Regions from separate parts of the Homo sapiens genome. Here region 2 is linked to region 1. Evidence: chromatin contacts called from ENCODE Hi-C or POLR2A ChIA-PET data. All regions are on one chromosome and are shown on one strand. The core of a region is the stretch at or near the end of the contact, and the rest is flanking DNA. Distances in the headings are between cores, read along the strand shown. Region 1 overlaps IRS2 (insulin receptor substrate 2). Region 2 has its middle 28 kb from the start of LINC00676.

What was found. A loop is a pair of places that touch in the nucleus more often than their neighbours do. ChIA-PET counts read pairs that join two places held with the same protein, here RNA polymerase II (POLR2A). Pooled maps may share reads with other maps.
Region 2: a map of endothelial cell of hepatic sinusoid shows a loop between it and region 1 (7-fold over the local background). The contact joins two enhancer-like sites. A Hi-C loop is called at or near these places in 4 of 168 maps with a recorded cell type or tissue (PC-9, breast epithelium, endothelial cell of hepatic sinusoid and 1 more) and 6 of 50 pooled maps. POLR2A ChIA-PET finds 5 or more read pairs at or near these places in 4 of 52 experiments (MCF 10A, SK-N-SH, WTC11 and 1 more).

Annotation. Positions count from the first base shown.
Region 1 is chr13:109,763,069-109,768,027 of GRCh38, reverse strand. The region is part of intron 1 of IRS2 (insulin receptor substrate 2); the gene reads left to right. Among named protein-coding and RNA genes, the nearest start is that of IRS2, 21 kb to the left of the region's middle. Within about 2 kb of position 2,992, at least 4 of the 41 ENCODE cell types and tissues checked have a DNase peak (open chromatin) inside an H3K27ac peak, as active enhancers do.
Region 2 is chr13:109,698,163-109,702,691 of GRCh38, reverse strand. No RefSeq gene overlaps it. Among named protein-coding and RNA genes, the nearest start is that of LINC00676, 28 kb to the left of the region's middle. RefSeq lists a silencer at 2,276-2,570 and an enhancer at 2,276-2,570. Within about 2 kb of position 2,406, at least 5 of the 41 ENCODE cell types and tissues checked have a DNase peak (open chromatin) inside an H3K27ac peak, as active enhancers do.

The DNA of each region.
Region 1 (4,959 bases), core at 1,743-4,242:
CAGGCACGGTGGCTCACGCCTGTGATCCCAGCACTTTGGGAGACCAAGGCTGGTGGATTACAAGATCAGGAGTTTGAGACCATCCTGGCCAATATGATGAAACCCTATCTCTACTAAAAATAGAAAAATTAGCTAGGTGTGGTGGCGCATGCCTGTAGTCCCAGCTGCTTAGGAGGCTGAGGCAGGAGAATCGCTGGAACCCGTGAAGCGGAGGTTGCAGCGAGCCGAGATTGCACCACTGCGCTCCAGCCTGGGCAACAGAGCGAGACTCCATCTCAAAAAAAAAAAAAAAAAAAAAAGGAAAAATGGTCGAGCTGATTTTCCAGAATGGAATATCACTGCGTGATGCTCTCTGGGAAGAGAAGGCATTAAGTCTGTAACACACAGGACAGAACTACTGTCTATTCTGTACGCATCTGCTTGATCCTCAGTTTTGTCACCTTGGTTACTAACAAGGTGGTTAGAAAGTTACATCTCTCTTGAATCCATTCTTAAAGGCCTTCAAGGACTCAGGCACAGCCTTGGGAAACCAGGAAATGTGACTGTGTCAATCACCACACAGTCCAACTTCCTTTTCGTGTAGGAAATGTTTTCTTTATCATTAATTGATCAGTTCTCCCCTTTCCAAACTTCTGGCAATTTGGGAAATGGAATCTTTATGTTGCTGGGTATTTTCTCCTTCCACACCTCCTTCTCCTTGCTGGACAGGAGGGGAGGGCAGAAGACGTGTTTGTGGCCACATTCCCGGTGTGGCCCGCCTGGACAGGAGCCAGGGTGCACACTGACCTGCACAGCCTCTGGCCTCTGTCCCTGGGCCTGAGAGGCAGGAGCAAGGGGCCTGTCCTCACTCTGAATCCAACTGCTGGTGACTCAGGGCACCCTGCTGGACCCTCCAGGAGAAGTTGGGGCCCACGTTTCTAGGCTGCCCACTCATCCAAACCTCCCTCCATGTCCCTGACCAAAGCATTTCGCAGATCTGGGTCCTCTGGTGTGTGAGGCTCCTCCCAGCCCATGAGCATTGGAAAATGTCTACAAGATCTTTGCCATTTTAGGTTCTACCGAGGCTAAAGAATGTATGTTTCCTCTGCTTAGACTTAAGTTTTTGAGTAACTTTATAGACACTTTGGCATTTTGGCTGAAAGGGCATGTGCAGTAACTGAATATGACTTGTGCACTGTTTCAGTGCCAGTGGGTCACATGCAGGGGAGTCAGAGCCAAGGTGGATGAGGCTGGGATATCTACATGCTTGGTGGGGAGTTGGAGTCAGGGTGGATGAGGCTGGGATATCTACATGCTTGGTGGGGAGTCGGAGCCAGGGTGGATGAGGCTGGGATATCTACATGTTTGGTGGGGAGTTGGAGTCAGGGTGGATGAGGCTGGGATATCTACATGCTTGGTGGGGAGTCGGAGCCAGGGTGGATGAGGCTGGGATATCTACATGCTTGGTGGGGAGTTGGAGCCAAGGTGGATGAGGCTGGGATATCTACATGCTTGGTGGGGAGTCGGAGTCAGGGTGGATGAGGCTGGGATATCTACATGCTTGGTGGGGAGTCGGAGCCAGGGTGGATGAGGCTGGGATATCTACATGCTTGGTGGGGAGTCGGAGTCAGGGTGGTTGAGGCTGGGATATCTACATGCTTGGTGGGGAGTCGGAGTCAGGGTGGTTGAGGCTGGGATATCTACATGCTTGGTGGGGAGTTGGAGTCAGGGTGGATGAGGCTGGGATATCTACATGCTTGGTGGGGAGTCGGAGCCAGGGTGGATGAGGCTGGGATATCTACATGTTTGGTGGGGAGTTGGAGTCAGGGTGGATGAGGCTGGGATATCTACATGCTTGGTGGGGAGTCGGAGTCAGGGTGGTTGAGGCTGGGATATCTACATGCTTGGTGGGGAGTCGGAGCCAAGGTGGATGAGGCTGGGATATCTACATGCTTGGTGGGGAGTTGGAGTCAGGGTGGATGAGGCTGGGATATCTACATGCTTGGTGGGGAGTCGGAGCCAGGGTGGATGAGGCTGGGATATCTACATGCTTGGTGGGGAGTCGGAGCCAGGGTGGATGAGGCTGGGATATCTACATGCTTGGTGGGGAGGAGGAGCCAAGGTGGATGAGGCTGGGATATCTACATGCTTGGTGGGGAGTTGGAGCCAAGGTGGATGAGGCTGGGATATCTACATGCTTGGTGGGGAGTTGGAGTCAGGGTGGATGAGGCTGGGATATCTACATGCTTGGTGGGGAGTCGGAGTCAGGGTGGTTGAGGCTGGGATATCTACATGCTTGGTGGGGAGGAGGAGCCAAAGTGGATGAGGCTGGGATATCTACATGCTTGGTGGGGAGTTGGAGCCAAGGTGGAGGAGGCTGGGATATCTACATGCTTGGTGGGGAGTTGGAGTCAGGGTGGATGAGGCTGGGATATCTACATGCTTGGTGGGGAGTTGGATCCAAGGTGGATGAGGCTGGGATATCTACATGCTTGGTGGGGAGTTGGAGTCAGGGTGGTTGAGGCTGGGATATCTACATGCTTGGTGGGGAGTTGGAGTCAGGGTGGATGAGGCTGGGATATCTACATGCTTGGTGGGGAGTTGGAGTCAGGGTGGTTGAGGCTGGGATATCTACATGCTTGTTGGGGAAGAGGAGCCAAAGATGTGGATTTCCTCTGTCTCCACATCCTTGGGCAAGGACTGGTGATCAGCTGCTGCTGTCTTATTTTATTTGCTTCTCCAGTAAATGAACTTTATATAGTTGGTAGCTTGGCGTTTTCCATTTTGCATTACTGAAATTTCAATAAATAGTGCTTTAGTTAGATGTAAATCTCTGTCATTTGTGGCAGAGGAACTTAAATGTCGGCCTGCATTTTAGGGCACCTTTTTGTATAGAGCAGAGAGAAGGGAAGTGCTGTCCCCCAGTGGCCTGGACCAGGCGGAGCCCAGCCTGTTGATGATGCATTGTGTGTGCTTGGCATGTGTGACGTGGCAAGGGATTCATGTTCTCTGTGGGCAGCTGCCTGAGTAGTAGACATGTGAGGCCCCTTCCCGGGCATTTTGTCCTGTCCTCAGGACATGAAGAAAGCAGCTAGGCAAAGGCACTCTTTGCAGCTTTAAATGGCCTAGAGTTACCCCCAGAAAAACAATTCTACTTCTGTTCCACTTCTGTCCAATTAAAACAAGTTTGTTCATTTTATTTTAGGAGCAATTTGCCATTGTTTTTGTGCATTCGGCAGTTGTTTATTTGCTGCTTGCAGTTGTGGTTGTTCGTGGTATCATTCACGAATACAATTTTGAACGAGGAAGAGCTGTGATGACAAATGCACTAAGAGACACCACTGTGGCTCTCCACAAATTAGCCAGAACATAAGGGTGGGAGGAGCCTGTCTTTCCCTGGCAGCACAGGGCTGCCTGGTCTTAAGAAGTCTGTAGTTGAGAACACAGCATGTGGTTACATGTATACATTATTTGAAGGTGCACAAAGCAAAGGGAAGCCAACCACAAAATGCCAGTTGTGCTAGTAGCATGTGCTTCTTTATGAATGAAAGAACATACGCATTTTTGGTATTAATTATTTATATATTTTATACATGAAATCTCATTTGACAGGTTCCCTGTGACTCCACTGGGGAATTCAGGGTGGGAGAGGTAGTGCCCCCATCTTCATAAGAGGGAGCAGACTTAGAGACATAGCTGTAGAGATTACACAGCTGGTAAGAAGTGGTTCCTAGATGCTAGCCCTGGGGACCCGGCTCTGGTGTGGCGACAGCGCCTTTCACACCTGTATCCTGAGAGTCGTGGGAATGGCATGTAGTTTAAAGTACAGAGATGGGGGCATGGAGTCATTCCTAGGCTCCCAGGGAAGAGCAGGATGTTTTTGATATGGCCGATTAGGAAGAATGGGCACTTTGATCTCTGCAAAGAGAGCCTGCGCTTCAGTGACTAAGTAGGATTTGACCCTTCAACCTTGACTCTAGTAGATGGCTCAGTTAAAGGCTACGTGGTGATTCTTAGGAGGCTTTTAAATTAGATAGATGGATTTGTCCCTGGAGAGACAAAGCTGAAATCCTATATCACATAGATGTTATAGACCGAGGAGGGGGGATTTACCTACAGTTATTTAAGCTTTTAAAGTAGAAAAAAGGTCCAGTTGAAATGATATATAACAACAGGCTATCTGGAGATGGATATATTGTGAATAAATAATTATTCTACATTCTCTTAATTTGGCAGCAAAAATATAATTAGGTTTTATAATTTCTGATATAAACAATATAAACATTGTTATGGTGTACATAAAATTTTTTTAGATTAGTAAGAAAACCATACGTATAAACATGTGTTAAGTCTGAGGAAAGAATTACGTCGTTCATTGGCTATTTGCGATTTTAATGCACCTTATATCACTTGGCCCAAATACTCTTAGGGCAGAAGCATAATGCTTACATTCACATTCTCAAATGACCCAAGAAAGAGAAAAGATTTGGACCCTTAATGAGTTGTAGATCTCATATATAAACCTTTACTTCTGTTAAAGGAAGAATGCTAGTGTAGGATGTATTTAGCAATGATTAGATTTATTGAGCACTTTTGTGTTATGCATGAAAAATCAAATAGAATAGCGGTAGCTAAGAGAAATTCATTCCAAAAGTGTGCTGGCTTCATAAATGATTTTGTGATGTGTGTCCTCTTTTTCAGTAGGGTCTGTAACAGGATAGTGTGGTTTTTAGTAGATAGTATTGCATTTCTAAAGTACGTAAGCTTGCAGATAATTTTCAAAGGGATATCAATTAGTTTCCCAGTATAACACACAGATGGAAATATATGGTGTTTTTCTGACAAATTTGCCTGTTTTTCTTCGCATTGTCTTCCTTAGTAAAGGTTGCCATGTTCATGTGCTCCTTGAAGGATTAACAAACATTCTGTGAAAGGTCAGGTAGTAAAGAGTTTAGGTTCATTGCCATGCAGTCTCTGTCA
Region 2 (4,529 bases), core at 1,157-3,656, 65 kb after region 1:
AGAAGCAAAAAATAATTTAAAAAGCCCCAACAAAAGCATGAGTAAGAAAACGAAGATATAGTAGAAATTAATGACTTAGAACCTGAAAAACTATAACAAATATAGTAATTCAAACCTTTATTCTTTGATATTAAATACTACTGATGACAAATCTTTGGAAGGCTAAGAGAAAAGCAGAGAACATACAAATATTCAGCATTAGAATTCAGGACACTGGGGAGAGGCATAGTGGTGAGAGCAGTCCCTTAGCCGAGGCACACTGGGTTGACTTCACCGGTACTCAGCTGTGTGATCCAGGAACGCTGTCCAGCCTTCTTGTCTCATGCCTTGGATTCCCACGGCTCATAGTGCTGTTAAAAAAATTACATTGAGTTACCATTTGTGATATGGTTTGGCTGTGTCCCCACCCAAATCTCATCTTGAATTCCCACATGTTGTGGGAGGGACCCAGTGGGAGGTAATTGAATCATGGGGGCAGGTCTTTCCCATGCTGTTCTCGTGATAGTGAGTAAGTCTCACAAGATCTGATGGTTTTATAAAGAGGAGTTCTCCTGCACCAGATCGATCTCTCTGCCTGCTGCCATCCGAGGTGTGACTTGCTCCTCTTTATCTTCCGCCATGATTGTGAGGCCTCCCCAGCCGTGTGGAACTGTAAGTCCATTAAATCTCTTTCTTCCGTAAATTGCCCAGTCTCCAGTATGTCTTTATCAGCAGTGTGAAAACTGACTAATACAATTTGTCGAGTACTTTTATAACAGGGTTTCAAAAAGAAAATATGTATGTGTTTCTTATGTAAAACAAGCAATATGGAAAGGAGGTTGCAGTCCACAGCCATGAGATAATCCATTTTGATATCTAGCTGAAATGAATGAATTTCTAGGAAAATATATTACCAAATATGACTTAAGAAGAGACAGAAAACTTAATTTGTCAGTGCTACAGGAGATACTGAAGAAAGTTTGAATAGAGCTATACTTCTGATGGTAGAAAGGCATATATTTTGCATTCACGCATTCATTTAACAAATATTGATTAATTACCTACTATGTGCCTGATGCTGCTTTTATTCCACTAAAAGTACGATAATTTTTTTAATTTCAAAAGAAATTTATACTCTGTTAAAAAATGAGAGTATCAAGTGGTGAAGATTAAAAGCAAACATCTTCACCTCCTCTACTCCCCAATCTCAGCTGTCTGCTACGTATTCTAGATATTTTTAAATTCCTCTCTCTCTACCTACCTACCTACCTATTATCTATCTATCTGCCTATTTGTCTAGTTGTGCCTGTGTATGTGTATTTAAGCTCAGTAGGATCCTATTATCCATTTGTTTTGCAACTTGTTTTTCATGTGATGGATGTCCCTCCACGTCAGCACATGGTATTATAATTATGCATATTTTATTCTCTTTGAAACAAGGTGAATAAATAAACCTGTAGCAAGGGAAACGCTATCTGTCACCAAAACTCCCACTACTCGAAGCGTGACCTAAGGCCAAGATCTGCGGGACCTTTTTCACAACCTTTGTGCGTCTTCTTAGCTTCTGATGGCAGCCACTGGTTCCTACACAGCATGTTGTCCCCTTCTGTGTTGTGGGAGCTTTTAGAGTTTTTCTTTTATTTTGGGGTCTATAAGTTTTATCAGGGGACCTGTGGGTGGACACACAGCCCTCAGTGGATCACTGTATAAGGAACTTCAGCTCCAGAAAAGAGGCTTCAATCATTTCTCCTAGTATTTCTTTCTAATATTTTTGTTCTCTATTTGTAAAAGTCTCTATTAGTTTGACCCTCCTGAATATATCTTGCAAGACTTTTAGGTTTTTATTCATTCGTCTGTTTATTTTTCCTTTTAGATCTGGGAGGTTTCTTTGGCTCGACCCTCTAGCTGCCTGGTCTCCATGGTGGAACAGCCCCTCTTCTGGACAGCCAGCTTGGCAGTTCCATTTAATTTTCATTTTGTCAGTTAAATTTTATTTACCATACCTCTTCCTTTTTCGTAAGTGCTGTTATCTTCTTATTCCCTGTTCCTTACCCTCCCTACCTCCTCCTCCTCCTAATTGTAGCTAATTCTAATTTTATGGGTGCAATTTCCTCTCTAATCTCTCAGTATCAAGTTGGATTTTTATTATTATTATTACTTCTATTTCCTCTCAGGTGAGCTGTTTTATTTGTTCACATTATCCTCCACCCTGGTATTTGCCTCCTGTATTGGGTGGCACTTGATTTGGTTCTTTTTTATGAATGAAGATGGGGTTGATTGCTTGTGGGTTTCCTTTGCAGCCAGGCACATCTGTTTCCTGCTCAGCCTCCTCCCTGCCTGGCTAACTACAGGCCTGTGTCTGTGGATGAGGCTCCAACAGCAGGAAGAACTATCCAGCAGCCTGGGGACCTCCTCCTGCCCACGCCCCTCCTGGGCCAGCTGCCAAGCCAGGAGGGTTTTTCTTTCCTGAGAGCCGATAACTACAGCACAGAGACTTCCTCGCTTTCTTGGTTCAAGTCTCTATCATTGTTTCAGTAATTTTTTTACAGTGGCCCTAGGCCAGAGCAACTTCTTAACAGTTCTGTGTATAAGTAGTTAGAGCCAAACGACATAATTATGCATGCCCTAACAACTTAGTAACTGTTTGAAAAACCAATACATATACCTTTAAAGAAAAAACAAACAAAAACAAAACAAAACAAAAAACAACCCATCTTTTCTTTTGCTCTGAAATTCCCATCACTTAGCAGCGCTGCACGCGCCTGCTGGGGACAGCACAGCCTCACCTACCTTGGCATGAGATTGGAGAGCCCTGCTGCGTTTTCTGTTCCCTGCTGGTTTTCATACGGGGCCTGCTTTTTATCAGAGCACCTGCTGAACATCCAGCCAGGGCCTCGTGGAAAGTAAAGTAGCGCTCTTGAGCCTTGGATCGGTGGCTTTGCTAGAGCAGACGTTTCATGGAGGGGCTGATGGATGTCCAAGAGGTTGTGTTTCTCTCAAAAATGAAGAAACTCCACAGCGCCCCTGTGGGTTTGCCGGGGCGAAGATCTGCTGTGCTTCTTTTAGGCCCTGTAAGTTCACCGACAAATTAATTTTCTTTAAAAACTAGTCTTTGGGCTTTGTCTTTGGGAGAAACAATTTCTCCGACCGTCATTTTTCGACTCTATTTTGGGGGATTGGTGGTAGGAGCTGTAGTGAGCCGTTCCAGCTCTCGCCCTAATGTTTGACTCATGGCAAGGTCTTTGCCTCCTTGACTTTGCTCTCAGAGCTTTTTCTAGGCTTGCTTGGGAAGAAGCTTTCAACATTTCTATTCCATGGCTATTTTCATTTTTCTCTTTTCCAGTAATGTTATGTTTTCATTTATATGTATTATTTTTCTCAAAAGTAACTTGAGGAATAGAAAAATTGGAGCCAAGCCAGCTCCTCCATCAGCCATTTGAATTTGCTTGAGCTTCTATATTGGGCTGGACATCAGTTTTAATTCTTAAAATTTTATTTGAATTAGAATGGTGAACTTTGAATCATACTGACTCTTTGTGGATTCCACATTTTATGTTGTCAGTTATTATCCAGCTCTACTTGAATTCTAAATCACAAAACAAAACTATTCAAACCATCATGGTTTCTGCACTTTTAATGTAAGTATTTGAGGTTCAAAGTTAGCTAATCATACAATATATTCCAGAGTTAGTGAGAATGGACACTGAAAAATTACTCTTTTCTGGGATAAGGATGACTAAGAACCACAGGGAACAGAGTTCCTCTAAAATGAGTTGTTTTCAAACGGAAATAAAAAAACCACAAAACATTGCAGAATTGCTCATTTTATCAGATGGCTGAAACTTACATTTGTAAAAATGCAGTTTGATTGATTATGATGGCTAAGCCAGGGTTTGTTGACCTTGAAGAATAAAAGCTTGGCACATACTTATTGGAAAGTGTGAGCGACATGAAAAAGATATAACGAGAAATCTTTTAAATTTTTGCAATAGGACTCAAGAAATAAAAGATGTCATATCAACACAAGGTAAGGCTTTGCCTAGCAGCCACTTGGTGTGGAATATTTACAAATTGTTGACAGTTGTATACTTTAATACGTATGTGCCTTTCCAAAATATGAAGGTATCAGAATTTTAGATGAGGTAGAATATTTTTCATACTTCTTCTTTTAGTATGTCACAGAAACAAGTTATTTGATATTATCTCTTTTATATGTATAGTACATCCATGGATAGCAACCACAGTAGGAAGTAAAATTACCAGCAAAACTCTTGCCAGGGATTGTAATTAGTTATTAAAAAATAATGTCTCCCTACCCCATATTCTCCTCCTGAGTGTATTTTGGGTTTTTCTTCCACTGCCAAAGCCTTAAAGCAAATGTCTAGACAAACCTCCTACACTCTGATAATTTCAAACCTGCTGATTTCGAGTGATAGACCTACATCTTGATGTCATTCTATGAATGGCAAGGCCTGAATTTCCAAAGGCTCTCTGGACATCTGGGCAGTCATCAGAACTCACCGTGCCCTAATCTGATGGGCCTTCCTTCC